3 separate regions of the Homo sapiens genome follow, and regions 1 and 3 are each linked to region 2. A link is an interaction called in ENCODE POLR2A ChIA-PET data of the cell type or tissue named here. Cell type or tissue: Panc1. All regions are shown on one strand. Links, peaks and the distances in the headings refer to the core of each region. The heading gives the core; the rest is flanking DNA.

Region 1 (6,949 bases), core at 1,912-6,911, 360 kb before region 2:
TGCTGAAACAGCCTCATTGTCTGGAGTATCACCCAAGGTTTGTGGTCTCACAGCCACAGAGAACAAGGACGCAGACACACAAAGAGTGAGGTTAAGAGGGGACATTTAATAGGCGAAAGAAGGAGCTCTCTACTGCAGAGAAGGGTCCCAGAAAAATGGGTTGAAATGCAGGGGGTTCCATGGTGAAATGCAGGGGGCTTTACAGATGAGCTGGTGGGGAGGTGGTATCTGATTTACCTAGGGTGCAAAAGACTGGTTGGACCAGTTGTGCCATTTGCATAGGGCACAAATTTCTGGCTGCCTCCACCCTAAGCTTTTATTGTACAAGCGGGTCCTCTGCCTGAGCTGGCCATGTTGCCCATTCCTTTTCTGTACAACGTGGAAACAATAAATAAATAAATAACTAAATAAAGGGAAGATGGAGCCTCCATGTTGGACATGCGTAGCCCCAGGTATACCTTTTCTATCGGCACATTCCCCCATGCAAGCTTGTAGCTCGATTTTCCAGGCTGCTCTTTGTTAGAAAAGAAATTATTTTGGGGGCTGCTTTCCGTTAGAAAGGAAACTCTGCCGAGGACTCTGTTGCCCTTACTCTCTGCCTAAATAATTTTTTTCTACCTCTTGTATCAGTGCCATCAACCAAGTTAGGGGACAGTCAGTGTTGGCTCAGAAGGACAGGGATCTTAGGCTTTACTGCCAGTGCCTAGAACAGAGCCACTTACTACAGCCTTGCTGAATGGACAAGTAGGAATCCTTGGGGAGGCACTCGTTTGCAAAAACAGGCCTGTAGTTGAATACATGAGCCAAGGGCGTAGAGACGGGGCCTGGGCCATGTCCAAAGTGGGGACACGTGAGCATCATCAGCAGGTGGATGGTGTTTACAGCCGCAGACTGGATGAGTTCTGGGGAGGTCGGCTTGGGGTGAAGCTGGCAGCCATGATGGTCTCACCTCGTGGAAAGGTGGTCTGGCATTCTATCTGGGACAGGTTCAATTTGGGGGTTAGAGCTTTCTGGTCGGGGGGAATGTTAAGTCAGCAGTAGGTACAGGTGGAAAGGGTCTGGCCTGGAGACAGAGACAGGAAGGAGATAGGGATAGAGAGATAGAGAGGGAGAGGCAGGGACAGAGGTGAGAGAGATAGAGAGACAAAGACAGACAAAACCAAAAACAGGGACAGAGAGAGACAGAGAGGAGAGAGAGAATCAAAGACACAGAGGAGACAGATGACGGGGGACAGAAAAATGAGGAGGAATTTGCAGTGAGATTCTGCAGAGCAGGGAGGAGGGGGCAAGTGCAGAACTCAAGTCTAGACAGACGTCTTGGGGGCATGGCCCTGGGTGGCTGGGCCCACTCCAGACCTCTGTCTCCCCACTCCTAGGCCATGCTGCACCAGGAGGGCCACATGGACGACGCACTGTCGCTGACCCGCTGCCAGCAGGAGGAGTCCCAGGCCGCCCGCATGATCCACAGCACCAATGGCCTATACAACCAGTTCATCAAGTGAGCAACCTGCCCTCCCTGCTGGGGTGACTCCTGTGCTGTCCCATGCTCCGGGCATCCATACACTTGGCCTCTTTCATCTCTACCTCTGTTGCCCACACCCTTGTCTAACATATACATGGGCCAAGCGCAGTGGCTCACACCTGTAATCCCAAGACTTTGGGAGGGCAAGGCATGAGGATCGCTTGGGCCCAGGAGCTTGAGACCAGCCTGGGCAGCATAGGGAGACCCCGCCTCTACCAAAAAAAAAAAAAAAAAAAAAAAAATTAGGCTGGGCACAGTGGCTCATGCCTGTAATCCTAGCACTTTGAGAGGCTGAGGCGGGCAGATCGCTTGAGCCCAGGAGTTCGAGACCAGCCTGAGCAATATAGTGAAACCCTGTCTCTATAAAAAAAATAACAAAATATTGGCCAGGTGTGGTGGCACGTGCCTGTAGTCCCAGCTGCATGGGAAGCTGAGGAAGGAGGATTGCTTGAGCCGAGGGGGCAGAGGCTGCAGTGAGCCACTATACTCCAGCTTCACTGACAGAGCGAGACCCTTCTCAAAAAATAATAACAATAATATACACATGACCCCTAACCTCTAAACTCCTGACCTCTGTACACTTGACCCCTAATCTGACCTTGACAACCATGATCACATTCCTGATCATCACCCAACTTTCACACCCCTGACACCCAGAGCCTGGACCCTGGACCTCTCCATCCCTGAGTTCCGGGACCCCCCTGTACCTACACAGGAGCGAGTCCCAGTCCCAGCTCTGCCCTTGGCCATTGTGTGACCTCGGACAAATGCTTTTCCCTCTCTGCGTCTCGGTCTCCCTCTCTGTAAAACGGGTGGGTCTGGGGGAGTCTTGCGGGAGTGAGGTTGCGGCAGTGACGTTGCGGCAGTTAGCGCTCCCAGCCGTGGCTGACAGCTGCGAGGTCCCTGTAGGAGCCTGGACAGCTTCAGCGGGAAGCCACGGGGCTCGGGGCCACCCGCTGGCACGGCGCTGCCCATCGAGGGCGTTATCCTGAGCCTGCAGGACCTCATCATCTACTTCGAGCCTCCCTCCGAGGACTTGCAGCACGAGGAGAAGCAGAGCAAGCTGCGAAGCCTGCGCAACCGCCAGAGCCTCTTCCAGGAGGAGGTGAGGACGTGGCGAGGGCGGAGCGGGGCCTGTGGGCCCAGGGGGCGGGACCACTGAGGGGCGGGGCCACGGCGCTGGGCGGGGCAGGGCCTGAGGGACCTGGGGAAGTAGGGTCTGAGAAGGGGGCGGGGCAGGAGAAGGAGCCGGACAGGAACCCCAGCCAGTGAGAACACGATGGGGCGGGGCCTTGGGAGGGGCGGGCCTGCTGTGCTGGTGGGCAGGACCTTTGGGAAGGGGCAGGGCGTATGGCCGACCAGGGGGCGGGGCCTGGAGAGAAGGATGGAATAAAAGAGCTGAGGGGCGGGGCCTATGTGAAGCTCAGGTATAGGGTGAGGCCTGGGGAGGTGAGGCCAGGAGTGGGGCCAGAGGTCAGAGGTAGGGCTGCCGACTCAGCGGGCGGGGTCTGCTGGCGCGGGGTCTGTGGGGTGGGCGGACAGAATCAGTGTGGGGTATGGGAGGTGCCGAGGCAGAAATAGATCTTTGGGCATTAGGGAGGGGAGGCCAGCTGTGAACAAAACAGAAAAAAATCTCTGTCCTTATGGAGTTGACATGGCGGGGAGAGACAGGAGATCAATAAAATAAATAAGTAAATTGTATGGCATATTAGATGGTAATAACTGTTAAAGAGAAAAATTCAGCAGGTAAGGGGTAGGGAGTGTTGGGGTTTTGCAGTTTAAGACAGAGCTGTCAGACAGGGTGACCTGGAGGAAGAGAGGAAGCCATGTGCAAAGGCCATGAGGTGGGCGGGTGTTTGGCATGTTCCAGAAACAGTCAGGTGGTGATTGGAGCAGGGAGGCTTGGGTGGGGGAGTGGGAGGAAATGAGGGCAGAGAGGTGACGAGGGCCAGGCCTTGGTGAGGACTTTGGCTTTGGGAGCCACAGGAGGTTTTGGTCCTCTACAGTCACAGCTAGTTAGTGGCAGAGCCGGTCAGTGTGATGCCACTTTGGTTGTGCTCTCCACTTTGAGGCACTGCTCCTCTCACTACTGATCTAGGCCCCAGGATGCAGATACAACAATTGTTTTGTTTTGTCTTGTTTTTTGAAACAGAGTCTCTCTCTGTCACCCAGGCTGGAGTGCAGTGGTGTGATCTTGGCTCACTGCAACCTCCACCTCCCAGGTTCAAATGATTCTCCTGCCTCCTCAGCCTCCCAAGTAGCTGAAACTACAGGTGTGAGCCACCACGCCTGGCTAATTTTTGTATTTTTAGTAGAGATGGGGTTTCGCCATGTTGGCCAGGCTCGTCTCAAACTCCTGACCTCAGGTGATCCACCCGCCTCCACCTCCCAAAGAGCTGGGATTACAGGCGTGAGCCACTGCACCCAGACAGTTTTGTCCTTTTTGTTGATTTCACTGTTTATAATGTCTCCCAAGTGTAGTGCTGAAGTGCTGTCTAGCTTTCCTAAGTGCAAGAAAGCTATGATGTGCCTTACTGAGAAAATATGTGTTAGATAAGCTTAATTAAGGCATGAGTTATAGTACTGTTGGCTGTGAATTTAATGTTAATGACTCAACAATATATATTAAATAACTGTCTTTAAACAGAAACATAAAAAACAAGGTTATGTAATAAGTGGTTGATGAAAATACTGTCACAGACTCTCAGGGACTCCCTGTATTTCCCCTAGAAGCAGTGGTTCAGTATTTGATAATTCAGTCTTCATAATCACTTTATAGAACATAACTATGAATAATGAGAATTGATTGTATATGTTTTATGTACTTTTCTGTATGTATATTATGATTCACAATGAAATAAGAAAAAATATTAAAATGTAAAAAAAAAAAGAAAAGAAAAGATAAAGTGAGAAAAATCTTTCTGATGGTTGGTGTGGAGAATGAACTGGGCCTCTCCAGTTGGTGGGAGTGGGGTTCCAGTTGGATGGTTGGTGGGAGTGGGGTTCCTGGAAGTGAGTAGGATGGAGAGAAAAGTGCAGGAAGGGGAAGTATAAACTCAGTCCTGGTGTTAATAAGGACTGAATTATCATAGACTGAATCTCATATTGGGGATAGAGTCAGAGAGGACAAGAATAGATATGGGGAGCCAAGGAGGAGAGGAGAGCAATGGGACTGATTGGGAATATGAAACCAAAGGGGCTGATTTAGATCTGGGAACACACCGTCACTAGTTGTTGAAGGAATATGAATTCGTGAATCCAAGAAAGACAAGGAAGGGAGGGCCTGGGTCTCCTATTGTGATGCCTCTTATTTTCCTCATCCTAGGGGATGCTCTCCATGGTCCTGAATTGCATAGACCGCCTAAATGTCTACACCACTGCTGCCCACTTTGCTGAGTTTGCAGGGGAGGAGGCAGCCGAGTCCTGGAAAGAGATTGTGAATCTTCTCTATGAACTCCTAGGTAGGGGTCCCAGTCCTGACTCCCCTGAGAACACCCCAGATCCCCAGTCCTATTGGATCTGACACCTCTTCCCCCCTCAGCTTCTCTAATCCGTGGCAATCGTAGCAACTGTGCCCTCTTCTCCACAAACTTGGACTGGCTGGTCAGCAAGCTGGATCGGCTGGAGGCCTCGTCTGGTAGGAGAACCCGGGGGAGTGGGACAGAGGCTTGTGGGAGGGGATGGGCATGGCCGCTTCACCTCTCATTCTGGGCACCCTGGCAGGCATCCTGGAGGTCCTGTACTGTGTCCTCATTGAGAGTCCAGAGGTTCTGAACATCATCCAGGAGAATCACATCAAGTCCATCATCTCCCTCCTGGACAAGCATGGGAGGAACCACAAGGTCGGCCCCTCACCCCTGACCTCTCATCCCCTGAACTCTGAATGCTGGCCTCTCCCCAGGGCTCCAGAACTCTGCTCACTCCCTCACTTCCCTCCTCCATCTCATCTCTCACCTGTACGCCACTCCCACTGGCTTTCATCTCCACACAGGGGTCTCAAACAATGACTCTTAAGTTGATTCTGGGCCACAGATGTGCTTGGTTAGATCTCTGAAATGTTTTTTTTTTTTTTTTTTTTTTGAGACAGAGTCTCACACTGTCGCTCAGACTGGAGTGTAGTGGCGCTATCTTGGCTCACTGCAACCTCTGCCTCCTGGGTTCAAGCGATTCTCCTGCCTCGGCCTCCCAAGTAGCTGGGACTACAGGCACACACCACCACGCCCAGCTAATTTTTGTATTTTTTTTTTAGTAGAGACAGGGTTTCACAATGTTGGCCAGGATGGTCTCGATCTCTTGGCTTCATGATCCGTCCACCTCAGCCTCCCAAATGCTGGAATTACAGGCGTGAACCACCAGCGCCTGGCATTTTTTTTTTTTTTTTTTTGATACAGAGTCTCGCTCTGTCACCCAGACTGGAGTGGGAGTGCAGTGGCATGATCTCAGCTCACTGCAACCTCTGCTTCCCGGGTTCAAGCAATTCTCCTGCCTCAGCCTCCTGAGTAGCTGGGATTACAGGTGCCCGCCACCACGCCCAGCTAATTTTTGTAATTTTAGTAGAGACAGGGTTTCACCATGTTGGCCAGTCTGGTCTCGAACTCCTGACCTCAGGTGATCCACCCACTTTGGCCTCCCAAAGTGCTGGGATTACAGGTGTGAGCCACCGTGCCCCACCGGTGGCGCTGAAATGTTTTTAAAATTTTCAAATATTACAGCCTCTAGGTGGACTGTATATATATACACACACTCTGTAGTTTGCCATAGCCCTACAAGTTCCTGTTGCATTATTTCTAACCACTTCACACATTTATTCAGTCGGAGCAAAAGTAATTGCAGTTTTGCTATTAAAAGGAATGACAGCCGGGCATGGTGGCTCACGCCTGTAATCCCAGCACTTTGGGAGGCCAAGGCGGGCGGATCACGAGGTCAGGAGATCGAGACCATCCTGGCTAATGCGGTGAAACCCTGTCTCTACTAAAAATACAAAAAATTAGCCAGGCATGGTGGCAGGCGCCTGTAGTCCCAGCTACTCGGGAGGCTGAGGCAGGAGAATGATGTGAACCCGGGAGGCAGAGCTTGCAGTGAGCTGAGATTGCGCCACTGCACTCCAGCCTGGGCGACAGAGCCAGACTCCATCTCCAAAAAAAAAAAAAAAAAAAAAAAAAGGAATAACAAAAACCAGAATTACTTTTGCTCCAGCCTAATACATTTTCCACTTGGCCCCTAAAGACACAAGTTTGCAACCCCTGCTGATTTAAAATTTCATCTTGATTCCTGTGTCTCTCACTGGTCGTTTCAGTCTGCCTTCTGACCTCTTACCTCACTACTCCAGTATCTCCTTCCTTACATTGCTGATACCTTATCCCAACTCATGTGACCCTCCCTCAGCCTCTTGCCAGATCTTCCTCTTTGACCCCTAACCTTTCTCTG
Region 2 (6,094 bases), core at 1-5,000:
TCATGTGCTCGCTGGCCACTCCTTGGATGTAAACAGACATTCCCACGTTGAGCCCGCCCGGGATGGGCTGGTAGTAAGGCAGCGTCTGGAGAAGAGGCCTGGTGAGGGGACTCACAAGCCATCTGCCTGTTGCAGCCTTTACCCCTCCCAGAAAAGCCCCCCAGTCCCTTAAGCAGGAGAGAGGAAACCATGGGGGAGGACCAGGTTGAAGATGACGAGGGCCAACAGTTAGACGTGGACACAGACAGCCTGAGGTCAGGGTAGGAGTAAATCGAGGGTCGGGGTCAGCTTTGGGTAAATCAGACCACAGAGTCAGATGGGGCCCCCCAGGATCAGAGTGGGGAAAATTGGTGTGAGGGCTTATGGACGGAGCTGCGGGCGGAGTGGGGCCTGAGCTGGCATCTCACCGGGTTGTAGGTGGGCTGGTAGCCCGGTGCGGGGACATAGGCCATCGCTCGAGGCTGCGCTAGTGGCTGGTCCTGTGAGAAGAGCTGCAGGAGTGGGAGATGGTGGCGGATGGCAGGCGGTGGTGGCTCTTATACCCAGGGTAAGGGAGTGGCTGGCAGGGGAGGGTCCACAGGGCTCCTCTTCTGGGACTCTCAGGCTGTCGGCTTCTCCTAGAGCGCACCCTAGTCTCCCTTCCCTTGCCAGCTTCCCTGGTGACCAGCCAGGACCCAAATCACCTGGGTCCCCTCCCCTACGCCCTCCTGCAAAGAGGAAGTGCTCATGAACTTCGGCCCTGCCAGGGCCTTATCAGAGCCCATAAAACCCTGCCCAGACTTCTGTTGGCAGAGGGAGGGTGAGACCAGGCAGGGCAGGGCAGGCTGCAGGAATGACCCAGGACAGGTGGGCAGCGGAGGAGGAGAACGCGGAGGAACTGCAAATTCCTGCCTCTCCCAGCAACTGTGAAGGGACCTACGTTGATTGCGTGCCCACCACACATCTTTACCACGTATGTTGTATTGTAGGGAGAGTGGTTTAGATTACTAGTGTGTGGAGCCAGAGGTTCTAGGTTCAAATCCTGCCTTTGCCACTTCTCAGCTGTATGATCATGGGTCAGTGCCTTACCCTCAATTTGCCCATGTGCTCATCTGTAAAATGGGGATATAGTAGTATCGGCTGGGTGCAGTGGCTCATGCCTGTAATCCCAGCACTTTGACTGGCCGAGGTGGATGGATCACCTGAGGGCAGGAGTTCGAGACCAGCCTGGCAAAATCCCAGTCTCTACTAAAAATACAAAAATTAGCCAGGCATGGTGGTGGGTGCCTATAATCCCATCTACTTGGAGGCTGAGGCAGGAGAATCACTTGAACCTGAGTGGAGGAGAGTGCAGTGAGCCAAGGTCACGCCACTGCACTCCAGCTTGGATGACAGATGGAGACTCTGTTTCAAAAAAAAAAAAAAAAAAAAAGGAATTCATAAGAGAGGAAACAAGTATTGAATAGCTATCAAAATATTTTAAAAATGAATTTGTGATCCAGTAATGCCTGTATGTTATTAATCTGCCAAATAAGTTCTAGCTGTGGGTCCAACTGCCACTCAGAAAAATAAATAAATAAAGAAAAGAGTAGTATCAACCTTAGGCTGGGTGTGGTGGCTTGTGCCTACAATCCCAGCAATTTGGGAAGCTGAAGCAGGAGGACTGCTTGAGCCCAGGAGTTCAAGACCAGCCTGGGCAACATAGTGAGACCCCCATCTCTACAAAAATAAAATAAAAATTAGCTGGGCATGGTAGCACACATCTGTATTCCTAGCTACTCAGAGGCTGAGGCAGGAGGATCGCTTGAACCCAGGAGTTAAGGTTACAGTGAGCTATGATCATGCCACTGCACTCCAGCCTGGGTGACAGACTAAGAGTCCGTCTCTAAAAATAGCAACAATAATAGTCATAATAATAATAATCATAATAGTATCAACTTCATAGAGTCCTTGATCATTAAGATAATAAATGCTCAGAACAGGACATAGCATATAGAAGTCATTAACTTAATGCTTGGTCTCTTGCAGTCATTCCAAACATAAATCCGGAAGATTGGGATGATATATGGATAAAAAATCCCAAAGTTTTGTTTGCTCATTTTTGAGACAGAGTCTTGCTCTATCACCCAGGCTGCAGTGCAGTGGCACCATCTCAGCTCACTGCAACCTCCACCTCCCAGGTTCAAGGGATTCTCCTGCCTCAGCCTTCTGAATAGCTGGGATTACAGGCTTACTCCACGCCTGGCTAATTTTTGTATTTTTAGTAGAGACCAGGTTTTGCCATGTTGGCCAGGCTGGTCTCAAACTCCTGACCTCAAGTGATCCACCTGCCTCAACCTCCCAAAGTGCTGGAATTACAGGCATGAGCCACTGCACCCGGCCAGAAACCCCAAAGTCCTTTTTTGTTTTGTTTTTTCTTTTTTTGAGACAGAGTCTCACTCTGTCACCCAGGCTGGACTGCAGCAGCATGATCTCAGCTCACTGCAAACTCACCTCCTGGGTTCAAGGATTCTCCTGCCTCAGCCTCCCGAGTAGCTGGGACTAGAGGCACCTGCCACCACACCTAGCTAATTTTTGTATTTTTAGTAGAGACTGGGTTTCAACATGTTGACTAGGCTGGTTGCAAACTCCTGAGCTCAGGCAATCCACCTGCGTCAGCCTCCAAAAGTGCTGGGATTACAGGTGTGAGACGCCAGCATCAGATCCCATGTGCTGTGCAGTGAGAGGTGCCAGGCAGGGCACGAACGCCACCCTCAACCCCAGGGCAGGCAGGGAGACCAGGAAGCCTTGCAACCCAGAGGGACCCCAGCGACTTTTGCTCACTCCCTCCGCCCCGGAATTCCTTGTGCCCCTCGCCTGCCCGCTGCCAGTCTGAATGGCCATCACCTCCATGCCACCCATTCCCATGCATCCAACCTCTAGCCCCAGCCTTCAGGACTGCAGTCTCTGGAGCCCCTAGGTGCATCCCAGCCCCTCCCACCTCTCCTCTATCCAAGAAGGGCACCAGGTTCTTTACTTTGCTTTATTGTTTGTGGGGTGAAGATAAGGCCTTGGGCTTGAGAAACTCATTGTCATAAAGTTATAAACTGGGAAACTGGGTCAGAAGGCATAGAAACAACTGTCATCGCCCATCCTCCCTTTCTGTGGATGAGGCGGGACAAGGCCGGCCCCCTGGCTGGGGCCTGGGACGCGAGGGCTCTCAGAGCTTGGAGAAGGTGACGGTTTTCAGTTCCTTGTTCTCAGTCGTGGCCTGGACCGACTTCACGAGGTCTTGGGTCTGCAGCATGCTCATGTTCCAGGACGCCTGGTACCGAGGGTGTTGAGAGAGAACGAGGAGAGAGATTAGCAGGGGCCAATCAGGATAAAGCATGAGAGCACCCTGCACCCTGGTTGGTCGCCTGGGGTTAGAGGAGGGCTGTGATTGGTCGGAGCGTGCACCTTACCACGTAGTTGAGGCTCTCGGCCACCGAATGGTCGCGGGAATACAGCAGGTTGACCTTGGTGCTCTGCACCGCCACGGGGCTCTTGCTGGAAATCTCGGCCGCCAGCGCTAAGGCAGCATCCAGCATGACCTCTTTGTCTGGGAACACCCGGCTGCAGTGAAAGAGATCAGGGACCGGGTGGGCTGGGAAGGGCTCTCTCCTCCAGCCTCCCGCAGATGAAGAAGTGGCCACTCACAGAGGAAGGCCCAAGACCCCAGAGAAACAGCCCAATCAGAGCAGGGGGCTGACCCCACAATAAAGAAATGAGCTCACCAAGAAAGGATGCCACTAGGAATTCTAGAGCGAGGAGACAAGGGGACCCGGAGAGGCCTCCAACCCTCCAGGCCTGGCTGCCCCCAGCACTGAGCTACCACGGCCATGGCCCTACCTGACCAGCCCACTGCCCAGGGCCTCGTCAGCCATCATCTTGCGGGCGGTGAAGGCCAGCTCGTTGACCAGGCTGCAAAGGCAAGCGTGCATCAGGAGGCGGCTGCCACCCCGGGGCTGGGAGATGCTCTGGGGTCTCCTGCCCACACCCCCACACCCCCTGCACCCACCTCTGGTTCCCGATGACCTTGGGCAGGCGCTGCAGTGTTCCTACATCGGCAGCCAAACCCACGTCCACCTCCTGGGGGAGGAATCGGGTCAGTGTTTGGTTTCTGCCCAATACTGTGCCCCTCGCAATGTCAACGTCCATGAAATTTCATGTCTACTGGAGAGTCCCGCCCCACCTTCACCCCAGTGACTTCCTCCAAAGTCCCATTCCATTGCCCAGGCAGCTTCTTGACTCAGGCAAGTTCCTTCAACCTAGAATAGAGCCCACCTTCCCACTCATGCACCCTCCCATTCCCTCAGGGCAGCTCCATCTGTGAGAGAGGAACCCTCCTCACCCTACCTGAGACCCCTTTACTGCATCCCCCGGCTCCATCCTGCCTCCCACCCTCACCAGTATGGCCCCAGGAGCAATCTCTGCCTCTGACACCTGCCAGCCTCAACCCCACCTCATACCTTACCCACTCACAACTTCACCTCTTGACTTCCTCTATGGGCAAGTCTTACTTTGTCGGGTTCAACTCCGACTCTTCCATGAAGCCCTCGAGGCTCACTCCAGGCCCCCCAACCTCACCCCACTGCCCAGCTCTAAGCAGGAGCTCGGGAGGATGACTCACCTTCACCTGGAAGAAAGCATCCTGGGCACAGTACCGGATGTCACAGGCGGTGACAAGGTCCACACCTAGGAGGTAGAGGCCAGGGATGCTGAATGACCACCAGAACCAACCCTGGCTCCCGGGAGGTGGGGCTGCCTCTTGGGACACAGTCTGGCCCATGACAGAGCTGAGGCTGGATGCCAGTGGCCGCGGCATCGGAGCAGCAGCCCCACCTGGGGAGCACCCGAGCAGGAGGATAGCCGCAGACTCACCTCCGCCAATGCAGCCCCCATGGACGGCAGCAATCACGGGCTTGGGGCACTGAGAGGGAACAGGAAGAGTGGGGTCAGGGCTGGCCCAGGGGAGGCGCGTATGGAGAAAGATCCCCTCCAGACCCCTAGAGTCACCCTCTCGATGACGTTGAAGGTCTCCTGGTATCGAGTGATGATGTCACGGAGGTACCAGCTGATCCGGGCCACATCATCTCCTTTGGGCTGCAGGATGTCCGAAGCCATGTCCATCAGGTCAATACCTGGTGAGAAGGCATGATGGAGCTCATCCAGGCTCCCAGGCCCCACCCATTGACTCAACCAGGGATCAGAACCCAGGCACAGCAGGTTCGAACCCCCAAACCACCAAGGCGGAAAAAAAACAACTCACACAGGACTTGGTGAGGGATTGATTGCATGTTGGGTGGGAAGGAAATAAAAGCTAATATTTGTGGAGTCATTACTCACAGAATCCTCACAGCAACCGTACCAGCTAGGTCCTATTACTATTTGTGTTACCAATGGGTAAACTAAGGCACAGAGAGGTTAAGCACTTGCCCAAGGGGGTCACACTGGCTGGTGAGTAGTGAGTAATGAACTATTTAAATTAACTCATTAATGTTTTTAGAGACAGGGTCTCACTCTGTTATACCAGCTAGAGTGCAGTGGCACGATCATGGCTCACTGCAGCCTCGAACTCCCAGGTTCAAGCAATCCTCCCACCTCAGCCTCCTGAGTGGCTGGGACTGTGCCGAGGCTGCTCTTGAACTCCTGGGCTCAAGCGATCCTCCCACCTTGGCATCCCAAAGCACTGGGATTACACGTGTGAGCCACCATGCCGCATCAGAAGTAGGATTTTAAAATCTGGAACCATGCAGCTGGCTCCAGAGGCCATGCTTTTCCCCAAGATGCCAGACAGCCTGGGACTCAAGGTCTGCAGCGTGAGCAATGCAGTCAATGGTGGTGATGTTTCCTGAGATGAGAAACATCTCACGATGCAGCAATTTCTGTGGCTCCAACTTCAAGATGATCCTGAATCTGACCTTTCCTGCATCAGTTGTTCTCCATGAGCCCACCCTGCTCTCCCTGTTTCCACCTGTGTCCCCAGTCTATTCCCTACAGGCAGCCAGGGGAAGCCAGTGGACACCTTCTTGGGTCAGATCCTCTTTTTTTTTATTTTATTTTTTTTATTTCAGACAGAGTCTCGCTCTTGTCG
Region 3 (7,247 bases), core at 963-5,962, 160 kb after region 2:
GCGCCTACCACCACGCCTGGCTAATTTTTGTACTTTTAGTAGAGACGGGGTTCATGTTGGCCAGGCTGGTCTTGAATTCCTGACCTCAGGTGATCCGCCCGCCTCGGCCTCCCAGAGTGCTGGGATTACAAGCGTGAGCCACCGCGCACGCCCGGCCTAAAAATATATTTTTTAAAAAGAAGCTCCTTAGCCAAGCCTTACAAAAAGAGAGTCAACAGATACTAGGTATATTTAATGGAACAATAAATACAAGTTAAAAAAATTATTTTATGTTAGAAAAGTAGCCAATAGAGAAGCCGAAAGTAATGTCCTGACTATACAGGGAGGTGATTATATAGGGAGGAGGAAAACCACGGAGATGATCAAAGTTGTCTCCTATTTTTAGCAAGGGATCCATGGACGCGTTGTCTAAAAGTTGATGAAATAAGAAATAACAATCCAAAAATATGCTGTAAAGATTTGGAAATAGATACCAGAGGAATAAAAAGTGGAAAAAGTTAAAAACGAGGCACCAGCGATCACGAGTTACTTCTTGCCATTTTTGAAAAGTAATGTAGTTAACAAAAAAATGTATTTGGCCGACAGGGGTTGGGGGCGGTGGTGAGGGAGAGGTTGTTGTTTAAAGGCGTGTTGTTTTCCATGCAAAGCTCTGTCCTGTCCTACGTGTCTGAGTGTCGTGTATTACTGGAACATTTTTAAAGAAGTATTATTTATTTTACAACTAGACTCCCATAATATTTGTCTTTCAAAATATGGAGTAAATAGACGCTGTCTAAAGTTGAAGAGGCAGTATACAGAGCTTTCGAACATATCACTGAACATTGCAAAAGTAACTTGGCAGAACAAAATTTAAATTGAGGGTTGGGGCCGCAGCGAAACACATAATGTGCCCAAGTTGCTAAATCGAGAAACCGCCCTCCAAGGCTTCTGATTCACAGATTCTGCGAAGGGACTGACGGCCAGAAGACAGAAAATCCAGCAACGGTAAAAAGCGGCCTGGCCTTCCCCGGGCTGTTGCGCCCACGTGTTGGTTTGCAGCGTTTGGCAGGGGTTTTGGATGGTGGCCTCCGCGGACGAGCGCAGGGATGGAGAGGCCTGGGCGTTCGAACACCCACGTTCAAAGCAAAGCCCTTCCAGATTTAGGGCTTTCTAACGTGCATTTGTATAACTTTGGGTTTAAAGGAGCCTCAGGCCGAGGGAGGGCCCGGGAAAGCGACGCTGCGGGTTATGGGACTCCCAGGGACCCGCCCCTCCGGGCAGGGCCTGGCGCGGGAATCCTTCCCGGGGCGCCCCAGCTGTGGGCGAGAACGGGACTGACGCTTGGGTCCCGACCTGGGTCCCCTACCTGTCCCGGCGCTCACCTGGCGGGCTGCTCGGAGGCGGCAGCGGCGGGCTAAGCTTCCCTTTCCCACTTTGTTCTGGGAGGCAGTCGAGGGGCTCCCCGTGATCGGCGTGGCCCAGGGGGCCCCGGGACCGGCGGTCTGGGCGGTCGGTCCTCTCCCGGGGCGTGGCGGCTGCAGCCCGGCGCCGGGGGCGGCGACTCTGAGATCCAGCGGGCGGGGGCGGGAGGCCGCCCCTCCTCCGGCTGCGGGGCCCAGCGGGAGCGAGGGCGGGCGGGCGGGGGAGCTTGGAGGGCTGCGTGCAGCGAGGGGGAGGCCCAGTTGCCGCGAGGCCAGCGGGGAGCGGGGCCAGCCCCGCGCCCCTAGGATCCGGGGCCCACCCCTGGGAGAGCCACCTCCTCTGGGTGTGCGAGTTCCACATCCCCAAGACGCCCCCGCGGGGGGACTGGTCCTAGCTCCCCACCCCCACCCAAATTCCGTTTCCTTCTGGTCCTGGCCTCCTGCTTGCGGCCGTCTCCACCCCTCACATCCATGGGATCCTGCACAGGTCCACGGTTGGTAAACCGCTTAGCTGTGAGCCCGACCCAGGGCCTGATTCGAAACACTTGGATCAAAGTCCCTGGCCACAGGGATTTTCTTGTATTTACGTTGCTTCCCAGGGCCAGATTCTCAGAAGCCCGGGGCTGATCTTAAATTAAATCCCTTCACCACACGCACTCTCTGTGGCAATGACAAACCTGTACCCTTCCACCTTAGGACTCCCCTGTCCTCCCCATCCCCCCAGCTATAGACAACTGAATTAATCCGGAGGTTCAGTTTCGGTCAGGCTGGGGCCGCGACCCATTTTCTCCCTTTACCTCTGCCCTTGGGTCTTTGCAGTCCCTTCTGATGGCCCTAGATTGCACCAGGGACCTCAAGGTGACTGATCTCAGACACCCCAGAGCTAGTTTTCTGGAAGCCAGGCCTCCCCCACGCTGGTAAATCATTCTCCAGGCCCACTGGCTCATATCTGCCACTGTGCTAAATGCTTTGTATGCATGACCTCCTCATGGACGCCTCTCCCGAGAAACTGAAGTCCAGAGATACCTGGTCTGTTGCACGTAGTCCAAGTCGCTAGCTTGGAGGGGTCACACAGCCAGAGAGCCTGGATTCCCTAAAGCCCCTTCCCCTAGAAACCTCAGCCAGGCCCCACAGCGCCATCGTGAGGACGGCGTGAGACTGCGTGTGCAGCGCGGAGCACAGTGCTGGACTCAGAGCCAACGCTAATTTGACTACTATTACATTATTTGTAACAACCGCCTTTGAAAGCATTTTCTGCTGTGGGTTGTAAAATTACTGTATTATTGGTAGAGTTTTTAGCACAGATCCACACGCAGTTCCTTATGTGAAAGGCGTAGGCCTAGGTTTGTTTTGCATTCCGGATTTTGGGGGGTTTATTTATTTTATTTTAGTTTTTTGAGACGGAGTCTCGCTCTGTTGCCCAGGCTGGAGTGCAGTGGCTAGATCTTGGCTCACTGCAAGCTCCACCTCCCGGGCTCAAGCAATTCTTGTGCCTCAGCCTCCCGAGTAGCTGGGATTACAGGAACGCGCCACCACGCCTGGCTAATTTTTGTATTTTTAGTAGAGAGGGGGTTTGGCCATGTTGGCCAGGCTGGTCTCGAACTCTTGACCTCAGGTGATCTGCCTGTCTTGGCCTCCCAAAGTACTGGGATTACAAGCGTGAGCTACCACGCCTGGCCGTAAGTAGCCATTTCTTCATGCTGCTCAATTCTCTGACATCCAGGGGCTTGCATATGTAGGGACAAGAATACTAACTAATCTTTGTTCTTTGATAAAACATTAAACAGTTGTTCCTCTAAGTCTTCCTCGAAACCAGATTTCCCTAATCATTTCAACATTCCTTCCAAAAGCCATCGCTTAAAGCCTTCCCAAATCTAATGTCAGATGTTTGCGATTGTTGTAAATACCTTAACAAATAGACAAAGCAATTGTGTGTTATTATAATGATTACAAAGCTAATGCATACTTGTGCTGACACGTGTCACCAGTGTGCTGATACCCATGGACTTGAGCTTGTTTCTTTATTGTTATTATTACAAAAAGTGGAATTGTTTATTTTTCATTTATTGATTTATTTTTGAGTCAGCGTCTGGCTCTGTTACCCAGGCTGGAGTGCAGTGGCATGATCACAGCTCACTGCAGCCTTGATCTCCTGGGCTCAAGTGATCCTCCCACCTCAGCCCCTCAAGTAGCTGGGACTACAGGGGCACGCCACCATGCCCGGCTAATCTTTGTATTTTTTGTAGAGATGAGGTTTCGCCATGCTGCCCAGGCTGGTCTCGAACTCATTAGCTCAACAATCCGCCTGCCTTGGCCTCCCAAAATGCTGGGATTACAGGCATAAGCCACTGCATCTGGCCTTGTTTCTTTATTATTGGTATTCTAGTTTTTAGACTCCTTTCCTGCAGGGAGTGTGATTTGACTCACCCAATATAAGGAGCCCTGGTAACCGCCTCAGACCTGCTGAGGTTTCGGCTTTAGGTCAGAGCCAGTTTCAGGAAGGCTGATGATTCAGGACCGGTGGAGAGGCCTGGGGAACCTCTAGCAGGGCAGCCCACTGAATGCGGTTGTCACTCAGAGCCTGTCCATGTGCTTGGATCTGAACAGGAAGAGAGGTTTTATTTATGGTCTTGGTCGTGCTTTCCCTCGGAGTCACATTTGTTCCTGGTGTCTCCTCACATGGTGCAGGCTGATGTGCCTACTTTGCAGCTCTTTCTGCTGAGCAAGGCCTGTTTCTACCCAATTAAATCTAAAGCCTTCTATCACAATAAAACCTCAACTGTCATTCCCATCAACCAAGAAGAACTGAACTAGGAGGCCCTGACATTTGCCAATCTGATGTGTTATCAAATGTTTACATTGGCCGGGCACGGTGGCTCATGTCTGTAATCCTAGTGCTTTGGGAGGCAGCAGGATCACTTGAGACCAGGAGTTCAAGACCAGCCTGTGCAACATAGTGAGACCCCCATCTCTACAAAAAATTTAAAAATTACCTGGCTATGATGGTGTGTGACTGTGGTTCTAGCTACTTGGGGGGCTGAGGCAGGAGGACCGCCTGAGCCTGGGAGGTTAAGGCTGCAGTGAGCTGTAATGGTGCCACTGTACTCCAGCCTGAGTGACAGAGCAAGACTCTATCTCAAGACAAATAAACAGGCCGGGCGCGGTGGCTCACGCCTGTAATCCCAACACTTTGGGAGGCCAAGGCAGGCGGATCACCTGAGGTCAGGAGTTTGAGACCAGCCTGGCCAACATGGCAAAACCCCGTCTCTACTAAAAATACAAAAATTAGCTGGGTGTGGTGGCATGTGTCTGCAGTCCCAGCTACTAGGAGGGCTGAGGCAGGAGGATTGCTTGAACCCAGGAGGCGGAGGTTGCACTGAGCTGAGATTGTGCCACTGCACTCTAGCCTGGGCAACACAGCAAGACTCTGTCTCAAAACAAACAAACAAACAAACGAAGTTTACATCTTTGCCTATCTAAGAAGTCAAAAGAAAACAAAAAAAGGTATTGCCCTGGTATCTTCCTTCGCATTTCTCCTAAGATGAGGACATTGGTCATCTTTTCATGTGTTTAAGAGCTATTTGCATTTCTTTCTACATAGTTTGTCATTAATCACCTTTGCCCATTTTTCTGCAATTACTGGTCAGGTGTTGTGTTTTAAAAATGGTGCAATGGGCCAGTGCAGTGGCTCACTCCTGTAATCCCAGCACTTTAGGAGGCCAAGTCGGGCGGATCAGAAGGTCAGGAGTTTGAGACTAGCCTGGCCAATATAGTGAAATCCTGTCTCTACTAAAAATACAAAAATTAGCCAGGTGTGGTGGAGGGCACCTGTGGTTCCAGCTACTTGGGAGGCTGAGGCAGGAGAATCACTTGAACCCAGGAGGCGGAGGTTGCAGTGAGCTGAGATCGTGCCACTGCACTCCAGCCTGGGTGACAGAACAAAAGTTTGTCTCAAAAATAAATAAATATAAAAAAATACAAATATAAATACAAAAATTAGCCTGGAGTGGTGGCAGATGCCTGTAATCCCAGCTACTTGGGATGTTGAGGTGTGAAGATCACTTGAACCCAGGAGGTAGAGGCTGCAGTCAGCTGAGATTGCTCCACTGCACTCCAGCCTAGGCGACAAAGTGAGACTCCGACTCAAAAAAAAAATGGTGCAATTATTGCAAACAGTGAAAAATGGACGGATGTCACATACAAATCTAACTTTCCAGCCTCTGGAGAGATGGCCTACGCTATAGGGCACGTGTTCTCACAGTCCCTTACCTTGTGCAGTGCATTGCCTGGGCCCATCATCCATAACGTTAATATCCTGGCTTGTGGTTATCTGTGGTGGTGATAGTGGCAGGAGGCAGTCAAATCCCTTGGCAGATAGGGGTGGTTCCCCAGTGAAACCTCATCTTCAAGCCAAAGACAGTTTTAAGCCTGAAGGCCAAGCTGCAAGTCTCAGATAAATCCACGGACCAGATTGAGAACTTGTCTTCCTGTTTGGTGCACTTTCCTCTGATTCCTCCCCACCCTTCATCTATTTTACATGTACCTACCCTTCCCTAATTTTTTTTTCTTTTCTTTCTTTTTTTGAGATGGAGTCTCGCTCTGTTGCCCAGGCTGGAGTCCAGTGGCATGATCTTGGTTCACTGCAACCTCCGCCTCCTGGGTTCAAGCAATTCTCCTGCCTCAGCCTCCCAAGTAGCTGGGATTACAGGTGCCCGCTACCACGCCTGGCTCATTTTTGAATTTTTAATAGAGACAGGGTTTTACCATGTTGGCCAGCCTGGTCTCAAACTCCTGACCTCAGGTGATCTGCCTGCCCTGGCCTCCCAAAGTGCTGGGATTACAGGTGTGAGCCACCACACCCAGCCCGTAATTGGTTTTTTACACTGTCATGCCCATCTTTGAATGGTGCCTTTGTTTTAGCCTCTTTTGCATACTCACAAACCAATCAGCATGCACTCCCCCATTCTAAGTCCATAAAAGCCCCAGACCCAGCCACACTGAGGGAGAGACCACCTGACTTCAGGTGGGGGACTACCCTCACATCCCCTCTCTGCTGAGAGCTTTTATGTCACTTAATAATAAAAATCTTCTCCACCCTTCTCACCCTTGGATTGTAAGTGTGATCTCATTCTTCTTGGACGTGGGACAAGAACTTGGGACCCTGCCGAATGTAGGTACAAAGAAGGCAGTAGCACCATAGCTCCCCACGATTGGTGCCTAGCGGCCACCCCATGCAACAGAAAGCAGTGGCAAGACCAGGCCAGCCCTGGAGCTACAGGCCAGAGTGGGGCAACATAACAGAACTACTAACATGCCTCCTTTCGTCAGGCTGTGGAGGGACTAACAGAGCTGTTAGCATGCTATAACACCACCTCTGGGACTTCAGGGTCATGGGCTTCCCTGTTTGGGTGCCGCCGTGTTCTCCTTGTCTGAACGCCAGAGTACACAGTGGGAGCCGCTTGCAACACACCTGGTCCAGCCACAAACCCTACATGGAGCCTGCCCCTGTGTCAGTGCTTGCAGGGGCCAGTGGGACCCCACACTTGCTAGTTCACACACCCCCTCCCACCCAGGGGCTGAGTGCAAAGTCACGGTGGCTGTGGGATCCATGCCAGAGTGCAATCCAGCTGTGCCCTGGTGGGCTGAGTGGGCAGGGTGCCTCCTGCAACAAACCTGGGAACAGTGCAAGGCCAGGGCAGTGGCATTGCTGGCCAGAGGTCTCTGGGCAGCAATGTGGCTGAGAAAAATCCTGCATCGGTGGCAACTCCTGGGATGATCCTCTCGAAGCACTCAGCCGGGAGCCTGGCCCTGCAGACTCCTACATTATGAGCCTTTAGAAGACAAAAG

What was found. Peaks named below come from ENCODE experiments on the same cell type or tissue, not always from the same donor. Only the 100,000 strongest peaks of a DNase experiment are listed, where the experiment ranks them.
Region 1: POLR2A ChIA-PET joins it to region 2 with 16 read pairs; 2 of 35 experiments call an interaction of 5 or more read pairs at or near these places.
Region 3: POLR2A ChIA-PET joins it to region 2 with 13 read pairs; 3 of 35 experiments call an interaction of 5 or more read pairs at or near these places.

The regions. Positions count from the first base shown.
Region 1 is chr19:38,450,388-38,457,336 of GRCh38, forward strand. It overlaps RYR1 (ryanodine receptor 1), which reads left to right. Exons shown (of 106, transcript NM_000540.3): 12 at 1,377-1,498; 13 at 2,432-2,627; 14 at 4,848-4,983; 15 at 5,064-5,159; 16 at 5,246-5,364. Among named protein-coding and RNA genes, the nearest start is that of RYR1, 20 kb to the left of the region's middle. RefSeq lists an enhancer at 2,400-2,927 and a silencer at 4,769-4,969. In Panc1, for the core only: no CTCF peak of the experiment used is centred there; no DNase peak of the experiment used is centred there.
Region 2 is chr19:38,812,435-38,818,528 of GRCh38, forward strand. LGALS4 (galectin 4) reads right to left here and starts at 511. Exons shown (of 10, transcript NM_006149.4): 1 at 408-511; 2 at 1-85. The coding sequence starts at 452. ECH1 (enoyl-CoA hydratase 1) reads right to left here. Exons shown (of 10, transcript NM_001398.3): 4 at 5,017-5,141; 5 at 4,882-4,930; 6 at 4,631-4,695; 7 at 4,019-4,089; 8 at 3,850-3,921; 9 at 3,423-3,573; 10 at 2,988-3,283. The coding sequence ends at 3,179. RefSeq lists a silencer at 3,321-3,521. In Panc1, for the core only: no CTCF peak of the experiment used is centred there; no DNase peak of the experiment used is centred there; H3K27ac peaks cover 312 bases.
Region 3 is chr19:38,974,225-38,981,471 of GRCh38, forward strand. FBXO17 (F-box protein 17) reads right to left here and starts at 1,518. Exons shown (of 6, transcript NM_024907.7): 1 at 1,362-1,518. RefSeq lists enhancers at 3,465-3,514, 3,965-4,064. In Panc1, for the core only: no CTCF peak of the experiment used is centred there; DNase peaks (open chromatin) are centred at 1,167, 1,977, 2,457 and 3,979; H3K4me3 peaks cover 1,838 bases; H3K27ac peaks cover 3,475 bases.